2 separate regions of the Homo sapiens genome follow, and region 1 is linked to region 2. Evidence: read pairs that join two places in POLR2A ChIA-PET (ENCODE). Cell type or tissue: OCI-LY7. All regions are shown on one strand. Links, peaks and the distances in the headings refer to the core of each region. The heading gives the core; the rest is flanking DNA. Region 1 overlaps LCLAT1 (lysocardiolipin acyltransferase 1). Region 2 has its middle 7.7 kb from the start of LBH.

The links. Peaks named below come from ENCODE experiments on the same cell type or tissue, not always from the same donor. Only the 100,000 strongest peaks of a DNase experiment are listed, where the experiment ranks them.
Region 1: POLR2A ChIA-PET joins it to region 2 with 5 read pairs; 3 of 35 experiments call an interaction of 5 or more read pairs at or near these places.

What each region holds. Positions count from the first base shown.
Region 1 is chr2:30,594,857-30,601,611 of GRCh38, forward strand. The region is part of intron 5 of LCLAT1 (lysocardiolipin acyltransferase 1); the gene reads left to right. Among named protein-coding and RNA genes, the nearest start is that of LCLAT1, 150 kb to the left of the region's middle. In OCI-LY7, for the core only: no CTCF peak of the experiment used is centred there; no DNase peak of the experiment used is centred there.
Region 2 is chr2:30,220,482-30,227,236 of GRCh38, forward strand. No RefSeq gene overlaps it. Among named protein-coding and RNA genes, the nearest start is that of LBH, 7.7 kb to the right of the region's middle. RefSeq lists silencers at 3,294-3,353, 5,662-5,956 and enhancers at 3,874-3,943, 4,961-5,020. In OCI-LY7, for the core only: no CTCF peak of the experiment used is centred there; a DNase peak (open chromatin) is centred at 3,280; H3K4me3 peaks cover 134 bases.

The DNA of each region.
Region 1 (6,755 bases), core at 2,838-5,337, 380 kb after region 2:
CTGTATAACCCTCAAATATTTTACTCAAGTATAAAATAAGCATTATTTTAATATATACCTATATTTTCCCAATAAATCATATGCCTAAAGCCTATCCCATTCAGTTATTCTGGTCTCCAGAAATAATTGCCTGTTGACTTTATTGGTTTTGTCTTTACCTCTTTTCCTTCTCATTTATGTTTTTTAAACATTAATTTTAATCATAGCCTTTTTGTGAATAAGAGATTTATTATGTATCCTTTATTCGTTGAAACTTGAATCAGTTTTCCCTGTGTTGTCTGGTTCATACCCATTTCTTATCACTGAAACTCTCCAGTCTCTTACCTCTTTTCTTTCTAGGGACTGCTCTGTAATATGTTATTACTGGTTTAAAGCAGCCCTCCTGACCACTATCCTTTGTGGGGGTTTTTTTTTCCCCCATTCCACGTCTGTCTCTTAGGTCTGCCCTCTTTTTGATTTTTATAGTGGACCCAGACGTTTTCTTCTCTTAGGCTTTAGTAATTCATTCAGATCACTAATGTCTTGAGTGTAATTATGTGCCAAGCATTATTGAGCTATCAAGATGCCTCCACCATATTCCTATTCTGCTCAACTTGGATTCTTAGTGCCTCCTGAACACATTATGGCCATTCCCAACCAGAACCTGTGCCCTGGTTTGCAATGCCTTTCTCACCCATTCCTCCCTGTTTCATTCTTAACCAGTATCCTTCAGCACCTAGCTGCTTTGAGCTTTTGCTGAACTTAATGGGTACATTGAAAATGTGAAGTTTCTTTATATCAAGGTAATTTTATTTTAAGTTCCAGGGTACATGTGCAGGGTATGCAGGTTTGTTACATAGGAAAATGTGTGCCATGGTGGTTTGCTGCACCTATCAACCCATCACCTAAGTATTAAGCCCAGCATGCATTAGCTGTATTTCCTGATGCTTTCCCCCACTCCCACCCACGGCAGGCCCCAGTGTGTGTTCTGTGTTGTTCCCCTAACTATGTCCATATGTTCTCGTTGTTCACCTCCCACTTACAAGTGAGAACATGTAGTGTTTTCTGTTCCCGGGTTAGTTTGTTGAGGATAATGGCTTCCAGCTGTATCCATGTCCCTGCAAAGGACATGATCTCACTCCTGTTGATGACAACATAGTATTCCATGGTGTATATGTACCACATTTTCTTTAGTCTGTCATTGATGGGAATTTAGGCTGATTCTGTGTCTTTGCTATTGTGACTAGTGCTGCAGTAAATACATGCGTGCATGTATCTTTCTTTATAATAGAATGATTTATGTTCCATTGGGTATATACCGAGTAGTGGGATTGCTGGGTCAAATGGCATTTCTGATTCTAGGTCTTTGAGGAATCGCCACACTGCCTTCCACAGTGGTTGAACTAATTTACATTCCCACCAACAATGTAAAAGCATTCCTCTCGCTCCACAGCCTTGCCAGCATCTGTTGTTTCATGACTTTTAAATAATTGCCATTTGGACTGGTGTGAGATGGTATCTCATTGTGGTTTTGATTTGCATTTCTCTGATGATCAGTGATGTTGAGCTTTTTTTCATAAGTTTATTAGCCATATAAATGTCTTCTTTTGAGAAGAGTCTGTTCATGTCCCTTGCCCACTTTTTTAATGGGGTTGTTTTTTTTTTCTTGTAAATTTGTTTAAGTTTCTTGTTGACTCTGAGTATTAGACCTTTGTCAGATGGATAGATTGCAAAAATTTTCTCCCTTTCTGTAGAATGTCTGTTTGCTCTGATGATAGTTTCTTTTCCTGTGCTGAAGCCCTTTAGTTTAATCAGATCCCATTTGTCAATTTTTGCTTTGGTTGCAATTGCTTTTGTCATCTTCATCATGAAATCTTTGCCCATGCTTATGTCCTGAATGGTATTGCCTAGATTTTTTTCTAGGGTTTTTATAGTTTTGGGTTTTTCATTTAAGTCTTTAATCCATCTTGAGTTAATTTTTGCATAAGGTGTAAGGAAGGGGTCCAGTTTCAGTTTTCTGCATATGGCTAGCCAGTTCTCCCAGCACCATTTATTAAATAGGGAATCCTTTCCCCATTGCTTGTTTTTGTCAGGTTTGTCAAAGATCAGATGGCTGTAGTTGCACGGACTTATTTCTGAGTTCTCTATTCTGTTCCATTGGTCTATGTGTCTGTTTTTGTAACAGTACCATGCTATTTTGGTTACTGTAGCCCTGTAGTATAGTTTGAAGTCAGGTAATGTGATGCCTCCAGCTGTGTTCTTTTTGCTTAAGATTGTCTTGGCTATATGGGCTTTTTGTTGGTTCCATATGAATTTTAAAAGAGTTTTTTCTAATTCTATGAAGAATGTCAACGGCAGTTTAATGGGAATAGCATTGAATCTGTAAATTGCTTTGGGCAGTATGGCCAATTTCACGATATTGATTCTTCCAATCCATGAGCATGGAGTGTTTTTCCATTTGTTTGTGTCCTCTCTGATTTCCTTGAGCAGTGATTTGTAGTTCTCCTTGAAGTGATCCTTTACTTCCCTCGCTAGCTGTATTCCTAGGTATTTTATTCTCTTTGTATCAGTTGTGAATGGGAATTCATTTATGATTTGGCTCTCTGCTTGTCTATTGTTGGTGTATAGGAATGCTTGTGACTTTTGCACATTGATTTTGCATCCTGAGACTTTGCTGAAGTTGCTTATCAGCTTAAGAAGCTTTTGGGCTGAGGCAGTGGGATTTTCTAGATACAGGATCATGTCATCTGCAAACAAAGACAATTTGGCTTCCTCTCTTCCTATGTAGATACCCTTTGTTTCTTTCTCTTGCTTGATTGCCTTGGCCAGAACTTCCATTACTAGGCTGAATAGGAGTGGTGAGAGAGGGCATCCTTGTTTATGCTGGTTTTTCAAGGGGAATGCTTCCAGCTTTTGCCCATTCAGTGTAATCCTGGCTGTGAGTTTGTCATAAACAGCTATTATTAATATTTTGAGGTACGTTCCTTCAGTGTCTAGTTTATTGAGAGTTTTGAACATGAAGGAATGTTGAATTTTATCACAGGCCTTTTCTGTATCTATTGAGATAACTATTTGTCCTTAGTTCTGTTTATGTGATGAATTACATTTGTTGATTTGCATTATGTTGAACCAGCCTTGCATCCCAGGGATGAAGCCAACTTGATCATGGTGTATAAGTTTTTTGATAGGCTGCTGGTTTCAGTTTGCCAGTATTTTATTGAGGATTTCTGCATCGATATTCATCAGGGATATTGGCCTGAAGTTTTCTTTTTTTGATATATCTCTGCCAGGTTTTGGTATCAGGATAATACTGACCTCATAAAATGAGTTAGGGAGGGGTCCCTCCTTTTCGTTTGTTTGGAATAGTTTTGGAAGAAATGGTACCAGCTCCTTTTTGTATCTCTGGTAGAATTCGGCTGTAAATCTGTCTGGTCCTGGGCTTTTTTTGGTTGGTAGGTTATTTATTACTGCCTCAATTTCAGAACTCGTTATTGGTCTATTCAGGCATTCAACTTCTTCCTGGTTCAGTCTTGGGAGGGTGTATGTGTCCAAGAATTTATCCATTTCTTCTAGATTTTCTTTTTTTTTTTTTTTATTTGCAGAGGTGTTTATAGTATTCTCTGATGGTCGTTTGTATTTCAGTGGGGTCAGTGGTGATATCCCCTTATCATTTTGTATTGCGTCTATTTGATTCTTCTCTTTTTTCTTCTTGATTAGTCTAGCTAGCAGTCTATTTTATTAACTTTTTCAAAAAACCAGCTTGTGGATTCATTGATTTGTTTTTATTTTTGAAGTGTTTTTCATATCTCTGTGTCCTTCACTTCTGCTCTGATCTTGGCTATTTCTTGTCTTCTGCTAGCTTTGGAGTGTGTTTGCTCTTGGTTCTCTAGTTCTTTTAGTTGTGATGTTAGGATGTCAATTTGAGATCTTTCTAGCTTAGTGTGGGCATTTAGTGCTATAAATTTCCCTCTTAACACTGCTTTAGCTGTGTTCGAGATTCCAGTACATTATCTCTTTGTTCTTATTGATTTCAAAGAACTTCTTGATTTCTGCCTTAATTTCATTATTTACCTAGGAGTCATTCAGGAGCAAGTTGTTCAATTTCCATGTAGTTGTATGATTTTGAGTGAGTTTCTTTTTTTTTTTCTTTTCTTTTTTGTTTGAGATAGATAGAGTCTCACTCTGGGTCCAGGCTAGAGTGCAGTGGCGTGATCTCGGCTCACTGCAACCTCCGCCTCCCGGTTCAAGTTATTCTCCTGCCTCAGCCTCCCAAGTAGCTGGGAATACAGACATGCACCAGCATGCCAGGCTAATTTTTGTATTTTTAGTAGAGATGGGGTTTCACCATGTTCGCCAGGCTGGTCTCAAACTCCTGACCTCAAGTGATCCGCCCACCTCAGCCTCCTAAAGTGCTGGGATTCCGGACATGAGCCACTGCACCCGGCCTTTGAGTTTCATTAATCTGAGTTCTAATTAATTTGATTGTGCTGTGGTCTGAGAGACTGTTATGATTTCAGTACTTTTGCACTTGCTGAGGAGTGTTTTACTTCCAATTATGTGGTCTATTTTAGAGCAAGTGCCATGTGGCGCTGAGAAGAATGTATATTCTGTTGTTTTGTGGTGGAGAGTTCTGTAGATATCTATCAGATCCACTTGATCTAGAGCTGAATTCAAGTCCTAAATATCTTTGTTAATTTTCTGTCTTGATCTGTCAGGGGTGTTAAAGTCTCCCACTATTACTGTGTTGAGAGTCCCTTTGTAGGTCTCTAAGACCTTGTTTTATGAAACTAGGTGCTCCTGTATTGAGTGCATATATAGGATAGTTAGCTCTGCTTGTTAAATTGAACCCTTTATCATTATATAATGCCCTTCTTTGTCTTTTTTGATCTTTGTTGGTTTAAAGTCTGTTTTGTCAGCAAGTAGTACTACAAGCCCTGCTTTTTTCTGTTTTCCATTTGCTTGGTAAATTTTCCTCCATCCCTTTATTTTGAGCCTATGTATGTCTTTGCATGTGAGATGGGTCTTGTCTTTTTATCTAGCTTGCCATTTTGTGTCTTTTAATTGGGGCATTTAACCCATTTACATTTAAGGTAATATGTTTGAATTCGACCCTGTCATCATAATGCTGGCTGGTTATTTTGCAGACTTGTCAATGTAGTTGTTTCACAGTGTCATTGGTCTGTGTACTTCAGTGTGTTTTTGTAGTGGTTGGTAACGGTTCTTCCCTTCCATGTTTAGTGCTTCCTTCAGGAGTTCTTGCAAGGCAGGCCTGGTTGTGACAGATTACCTCAGCATCTGCTTGTCTGTAAAGGATTTTATTTCTCCTTTGCTTATGAAGCTTAAGTTTGGTCTAGAAGAAAAGAAAAAGAAAGAAACTCACTCAAAACCATACAACTACATGGAAATTGAACAACTAACTTGCTCCTGAATGACTCCTGGGTAAATAATGAAATTAAGGCAGAAATCAAGAAGTTCTTTGAAGTCAATAAGAACAAAGAGATAATGTACTAGAATCTTGAACACAGCTAAAGCAGTGTTAAGAGGGAAATTTATAGCACTAAATGCTCACATTAAGCTAGAAAGATCTCAAATTGACATCCTAACATCACAACTAAAAGAACTAGAGAACCAAGAGCAAACAAACTCCAAAGCTAGCAGAAGACAAGAAATAGCCAAGATCAGAGTTGAAGTGAAAGACACAGAGATATGAAAAACAAACACTTCAAAAATAAAAACAAATTGGGTTGGAAATTCTTTTCTTTAAGAATGTTGAATACTGACCCCAAGTCTCTTCTGGCTTGTAGGGTTTCCACTGAGAATCTGATGGCCTTCCCCTTAGTAGGTGGCCTGGCCTCTCTTTCTGGCTGCCCTTATCATTTTTTCCTTCATTTTGACCTTTGAGAATCTGATGATTATGTGTCTTGGTCTATGATGTACTTCTCATGGAGTATCTTACTGGGGTTCTTGGGTTTCCTGAGATTTGAATGTTGGCCCGTCTTCCTAGGTCAGGGAAGTTCTCCTGGATTATATCTTGAAATACGTTTTCCAACTTGGTTCCATTCTCCCTGTCTCTTTCAGGTGTCTTAGTCAGTCATAGGGTTGGTCTTTTTATATAATCCCATAGTTCTTGGAGGTTTTGTTCATTTCTTTTAATTCTTTTTTCTCTAATCTTAAATGCCTGTCTTATTTCAGCAACATAGTCTTCAAGCTCTGAGATCCTTTCCTCCGTTTGATCTATTCAGTTATTGATACTTGTGGTTGCATTGTGAAGTTTGTGTGTTGTGCTTTTCAGCTCCATCAGATCATTTATGTTCATCTCTAAACTGGTTATTCTGGTTAACAGCTCCTGTAATATTTTATCATGGTTCTTAGCTTCTTTGCATTGGTTTAGAACGTACTCCTTTAACTCAGTGAAGTTCATTATTACCCATAGTAACAAGGTGATATTTATAACAAGGGTTTCAAATAATCTGTATAGTTTTGCAAAAGAGCTCCTGAATTTTGGGATTCTAAATTTGAATACTGTATGTTATTACTTTTCTACATGCCAAGAGCTGTTGTAATATTTCTAGGCCATTTTTCAACACTAAGTAAGTTGCTTTGTAAGTGAACATAATTATTAAAGTGGTAAAACAACGAAGCAGAACACTAACTTCACACTTCAGTGTATTATTTATTTTGGTTAAGGACCAATAAGACCAAGATTGTGGGTTATAATCCCATGTGGGCCAGTTGATATCCCACCAACAAATACTTTCAGTATTCACATGAATATG
Region 2 (6,755 bases), core at 1,865-4,364:
GCAGAGCTCTTCAGTGCATGGCAAGCTGAAGAGAGGCAATGAAGCAGGGCTGGAAGCGTTGGGGTCTGTGGAAGACATGAAATGTACCACCCAGATCCGCCTTCTACGGAGGGCCTTCTGCCCAGCTGCGGGTATGGAACCAGCAGCCTGCCTCCAGCTGTTTGTTCCTTCAAAGTCTGCCACAGCTGCAGAAAGCTGCCTCCCCCAAGATCATGCCCTCCCAAGATAGCCCATGCTGTGGATTGGGTGCAGCAGGGGAATAAAGGCCCAGGCACTTTGTCCCTGTGCAGATCACTCTGAACAGGTAATATTAGCTCCAAAGCTCCTCACAGAATTGGCCAACATTTGTTGAGCCTGCATTTCAGTTAGACTTCTTTTTCTACCCAAGCCCGCTTCTTCCTTCTTCTTTGCACAGGTGTTGCTCCCAAAACCTGTCTTGGCATCTGCTTCTGAAGAACCTAATCTGCAGCAGAGGCCAAGCACCCAAGCACAAAGACTTGCCTGGCCTATGACCTTTGGAACAAACACCTGAGCCACCGTGGACCCAAGAGCTAGAGAAACAACCAGCGTGGATGGTCTGACAGCACCGCTGGCCACAGCTGCTACTCAGTGGCCGTTCATCACATGGAAAAGGGACATGACCCTCTTCTCCCCAAACAGCCCCCTCTTGACTCTGTTCTTCCAGCGGATGATGCCAGTTTTCCAGCCACCCAAGCTCAAGATCTCCAAGCCTCTCCCAAGTTCCTTTCCCTTCTGCTCCTATATCCGAACAGTTACTAAGTTTTGAAGCTCCATCTTTGCATACACCACCTCCCTCATGGGCTACTGCAGCAACCCCATGAGGACCCCTCCCTCCTTACTATAAGATGCTCACCCCTGGTGCAGGTCCTGTCACTGTGATTCCTGCTCGCGCTCCCCACCATATGGGTCACTGCTCTGTGGAAGGAAGGAATGACATATTGGAGTCACACCTGTTTCCCCGAAGTCATTGGGAAGTGTTCGTTGCTGCTTGTTAGAAATACCCAAACACAAACAAAAGGTGGTAAAACAATGTGAATTCGATGAGAAGTTTCTGCTTCTGTTTGGATTGAGGTCAGTGTTATTTCCCTAGCGTAGACCCAGAAAACAGAGCACTTGTTCAACTGAGGAGATGCCCCTGGCATGTAAGTGAATGTGCTTGTGTGGACATGTGGAGGTCTCAAGAACAAAAGAAGAGCTGGGCAACTTGCTGGCACTTGATACCCAGGTGTTTCTTAATGTTCCTGTTGAAGAAATAGCTGTAAAATGCTGAAGGAAATGCCCGCTTCCCTGTGTACAGAAGGCAGGCTGCGAAGGTGGGGCACCATACATTCTAGTCCAAAGAGGACTAGTATGACCTCCCCATTAGGCCACACGAATCCCACAGCTGTGTGCGTGTAGCCAAGATGTCAGCAAGGTGAGACCCCACACAAATACTCCAAAATGTGCTGGAAAGAGGGAGGGATGGAATATCAACCATTCTATTTGGCATCATTCTCTGCTAAGAGAACAGGCTTGGCCTCTCTTTTTCAGAAACCAAGAAAGGGCTTTGCTGCCTTTGCTATGTTTTCCTGTTAATCAGCAACAAAATGAAATCATCAATTTGGGTTTCCCTACCCCTTCTTTTTACTGTTCTTCAAGTAGGCCCAATAGAGGATAATTTACTACTGCAATTTTGTGTCAAGGAAGCTGAGTGCTTGTTACAGTTGCACAATACTTACTGCGCCATAAGCGGAGGGCAGGAAATATCAGGCCCATTTTACAGAGAAACAAACTGAGCCCCAATAAGTGAAAGGAATTGGTGGTTCTCTTATTAAGAATGCCTGCAGCATCATATCTGGTGTGTAATCCATTTACTTTCTTCTTTTTAAATAGAGAAATTACTAAGCATTGTGGAGGCTTAGGGTCCTGGAGATGAAGGCAGTAAAATGAGACTAATGCTGGTGAGGGTGTATGAAGGGGCCCTCTCTAGGGTGGAAGTGGAAGCCAAGTGGGTCAGCACTTTTATTGGTACAACCTGCAACCATCCCAGATAAAATAATCAGGTGGCTAGGAGTGGGGAAGGTCCCCCCTACCCCTGGGAAGACTCAAACACACAGAACATTCTAGCTTTTTGCAGTAATAATATCATGGACATTAAAGAAGAAGATCAGAAAACAGCTTCAGATGCATCACCTTCTGTCTTTCTGGTGCTCCTTTCTAAGAGGAGGCCTGGATGAGAATGCACAAGAAAGCCAGGCACTCACTCAGGAGAGTGCAAGCCAAGGTTCCTACCTGGCTGTGCCTCTGAATTCACCCACCCAGGGCCCTTGGTGAGGGTGGGAGGTGTGGTGGCCAGTTGCCCCGCCATCTTCAGTAGCTGGGGGCAGTAGGGCCACTGGCTCTGCCTGAGGCCAAAACGTGCCACACTGGCTGCTCACTGGGCTCTGAAACCCTGCATGTAAGCTACCCCGAGGCCTCACCAAGCGTGTGGAAATGTCTTTCTGCTGTCATTACTTGTCCTGGCTTTTGCTCAGACTCACACAGGACTTACACCCCTGGGCAGGGATGCTGAGTGCCCGGGTCCCCTTAGTCTAAAGCTCTGTCCCTTGGAAGGAAGGAAGGAAGGAAGGAAGGAAGGAAGGAAGGAAGGAAGGAAGGAAGGGAGGGAGGAAGGAAAGAAGGAAGGAAGGGAGGAAGGAAAGAAATGGTATGCCCAGATCTTTTTTCCCCTCTTCTGAGTTAAACAGCTCAAGTGCTATGATCATATTAGATCTAGGGACAAGAATTCCAATCAGATCCCTCCAGAAGGACTGTGATGGACAAGGAAAGTCACCTCATACTGTGCCCACTGGATGCACCCACCCCAGCCCTTCCAGGTGGTTCCCCCTCTCTCTCTCATCATGACATGGTTTCCCCCTGGGCTTCAACCATCAACCATCAATTTGCCTCCAGGACCAGAGACTTTCCTGTCACCCACTTACCCTGTCTGCAGTGCCACCATGAAACTGAGGCCTTTGAGGTGCTGCCTGCATGTCATTCTCACAATAGTGTGAATTCATTTGTCAGATCAAGTTCTCTTGCCTGGCAGCTGCCTTGGCTTAGAGAGCTGCAGGATGGAAGTTTCAGTGGAAAAGCAAAGAGTGGTTTTGGAGCTTGGGAGGCTGTTATGAAGGGAGTGTGGGGCTTCCTGAGTTCAGTGGGTGCCTGGGGCGCATTGAAGGGAAGTGTGAAACAAGAGGGGTTAGAAAGGGGAAGTCTCAAAAGACAAATTTCACATACATGAAATTTGACCTACTTAACACTTCTGCTGAGGCCCCACCTGGCTGGAAGAGAAACGCTGATATTAACTCGAATAACATAGAGGTGAAGGAACCTGGACTGATTTGGCTAATGGAAGTAACAGACTTTTCTTTCTGCTAGAAATTGTGTGCACAGTCCCTTCCGCAGAGCATGAGGCCTTTTACTCACAAATAGTTATTCCCTTCAGCATGTAGACTTGGAGTCATGGGAGTGCCTCTCCCAAGGTCTGGAATAGATAATGCTGCTGCCCACCCCTAGTTCCTGGGACACACCTGGCCCTTTCTGACCCCTACACCTTTGCTGATGTTGTTCTGCTGGCAGGATCGCCCTTCTCTAGCTTCTCCCCATCCTTTGAGGCCAGCTCAGTTGCCATCCCTTCCCTTTAGCTATTCCTGCTACCATTCTTTCCACAGATATTCCCTGAGTGCCTGCTAGATTCCAGGCACTCTTCTGGTGGTGGTGACACAGTAAGACACAAAACAGACCTACTCCTTGCCCTTGAGAGCTTCCCTTCTGCCAGTCAGCCCCCCTCTCCCAGTGCCTTTGCCTGGGACTGAACTAATCATATCCCCACCCATGCTCACATGAGTCTACTGCAGCAGTTATTGTATGATATTAGAGGGAGTGGCAACTAGGTTCCCAGACACCCCAGTGCCCAACACCTTGCCAACACCAGAGGTAGACTCTCACTTCTTTAAAAAAGAAACTCAGGGGTAGCAATTTGCATAGGAAGGGCAGAGGCTAGGAGACTTACCTGCAAAATGCACTTGCTAGCATGTGTGACCGTTCTACTTAGTTTTGTGTTTGTTTGTTTTTGTTTTTGTTTTTTTTTTTGAGACAGTTTTGCTCCGTTGCCCAGGCTGGAGTGCAATGGTGCGATCTCAGCTCACTGCAACCTCTGCCTCCCGGGTTGAAGCGATTCTCCCTGCCTCAGCCTCCCAGAGTAGCTGGGATTACAGGCACCCAACACCACGCCTGGCTAAGTTTTGTATTTTTAGTAGAGATGGGGTTTCACCATGTTGGCCAGGCTGATCTCGAACTCCTGACCTCAGGTGATCCGCCCACCTCTGCCTCCCAAAGTGCTGGGATTACAGGCGTGAGCCACCGTGCGCGGCCTTAGTTTTGTGATTCTTTGAGGGGATCATTAATGCAGTTTAGGGAATTTGTCTTACAGGTGCAGTGACCTTGCAGGCATAATACCATCACACAGACTGTGGTTATCTGGGATGGTTACAGGGAGTTATGGAGACAGGAGAAAACTAAACGTCTCCTAAACCGATTCTTTGGAAATGCCAGCACCTGTCTGGCACACAGTGGGTGCTAATGCCTGTTAGAATTGTTGTTGAGAGGGCAGGAGGGTGTAACATGGACCCAGCTATCTGATCCTGAGGCTGGGCGCCATGTGGGTGTGAAGTACACCAGGGGCTCCAACCAGCAAGTGCTAGCTCAGGTTACAGTTAGGGAGCTGGCAGAGTGTTCAGGAGGAGCTGCTGTCTGGTGCATAACACGCAGCTCGCTCCTCCAAGGAAGAGCAACAACACAGCTGCCCCTGGAGGAAGCTAGCAGACATCCTGTGTACTTGAAAAGAAAACTGAAAGTGCTTTTCTTCACAAGAAACTGTTGTGTTTCCCTCTTTTTCATAAATCCTCCTCCCTCCCCTGCCGCCCCAGGTATGATGGAGTTTCCCTGGTCCAGAGTTGTGGGTAAAATAGTGGGAGACGTGGACAGAGTGGTATGAAGGGAGTTTATGCTGGGCTGTGGTCCGTGCTGTTTGTCTAATTCAGGGAAGGTATCAGGCTACCCCAAGGAGGACTCTGCTATACGATCTGCATCCTGGTGATAGTAACCTCTCTTTTCTGGCTGTTGAAGTGCATTCCTGTGCGGATGTGGAAAGAGAGAAAGCAAGATACAGCCAGGGCTAGGACAGGAATGTGAGTATTTCCTTAATTGGACATGAGAGCCTTGAACTGATTCCAGTTGGAGTGTTTTCTTTTAGGGCCTGGACCCTAAAGATTTCATACAGTTTTCTTTGTCAGAAAAATCCCTTTGGTTCAAAGGCCCCTCGATAGAAATAAAGAAAAAGCCAGGGCTGAATTTCTTTGATATGTGGGAAGGCAAGAGTTTATGAGCTGCCAGATCTCAGGCTTCTTTTGGGGGCAATGAGAGGATTCTGGACTGAAAGATGAAGGCGCCTCCTGCGCTGCCACATGGGAAGAGGGACCACTGGCTTTAGGGTGGGCTGCAGAGCCCCAGTGGTATGGTAAGGACGTAAAGCACTTTTCTCTTGACCCTTCATAGAAGCAACTTATCTCAGCCTTACTAGACCCTGAGGCCTAAAAGAGAGACTTCTATTGCCTGCTTTTATTGCTTTCTATGTCTGAGACCCAGAGAGGTCAACCCACTTGCCTGAGAACTTACAGCAAAGTAAGTCAAAGGCTGGAGGATTTTGTCTGGTGGGTTCGGGTTGCTTTGTGTTGTTGACTGCTAATTCACTGATGACCAAGATAGGAGGTTCACATTCTCGGGCCTCATTCATTCTCTGCGTGGCCAGTACCCAGCTGGACACTTCCTGGGAGGCACCAAAGACAGAGGAACTCATGGCGGCGAGAGAAGATGCTTGGACTCTGTGACTGCAAGAGTGGCCACCAGGCAGAGCGTCGCTACTTGCCTCTAATGTCTGCTCCCTAAAAGCTAGACATGTCAGTCAAGGGACTCCAGGAGGAAAATGGGGCAGTTTGTGATGGCAATAAGTAAAAAACTGAAGCAGATGAAATCAGCTCTGCTAAACCCCCTCTTTTTCTCAAATACCTTAAAAACAAGCCCTACGTCTGCTCAGTGCTTTCCAATTTACCAAGTGTTTTCATAACATTATCTCATTTCATTCTCACTTCAACCCACACACATTCTTGCCTTTTAGATTTCTTATGTACGCAAATGAGTTTCACCGAAAAATTGGCTAGAAACTTCCCTTCTCCTACTCACTGTCTTTTTTTAACCCCAAGCCTTTGACTATCTTTAAGAAGCTCCCAGATTCCCAGGGTGAGAAAATTGTTTATCCTGCCAGCCCTGCCCTCCTGGATGGATCCCAGTGGTCTTTGCTATTGGAACCAGAGGTTTTGTATTCAGTTCATAGTGTAGCTGTGAAAACAAACAAAACCACAGAGGCATGGTAAGTGTGGTATGGTGGGGAAAACATCAGCTCTGGAAACAGCAAGCCTCAGAGTCACATTTTGGGTTTTTTTTTTTTTTTTTTAGATGGAATCTCACTCTGTCCCCCAGGCTGGAATGTAGTGGCGCGATCTCGGCTCACTGCAACCTCCGTCTCCTGGGTTCAAGCGATTCTTCTGCCTCTCAGCCTCCCAAGTAGTTGGGGTTACAGACACCCACTACAACGCCTGGCTAATTTCTGTATTTTTAGTAGAGGTGGCGTTTTACCATGTTGGCCAGGCTGGTCT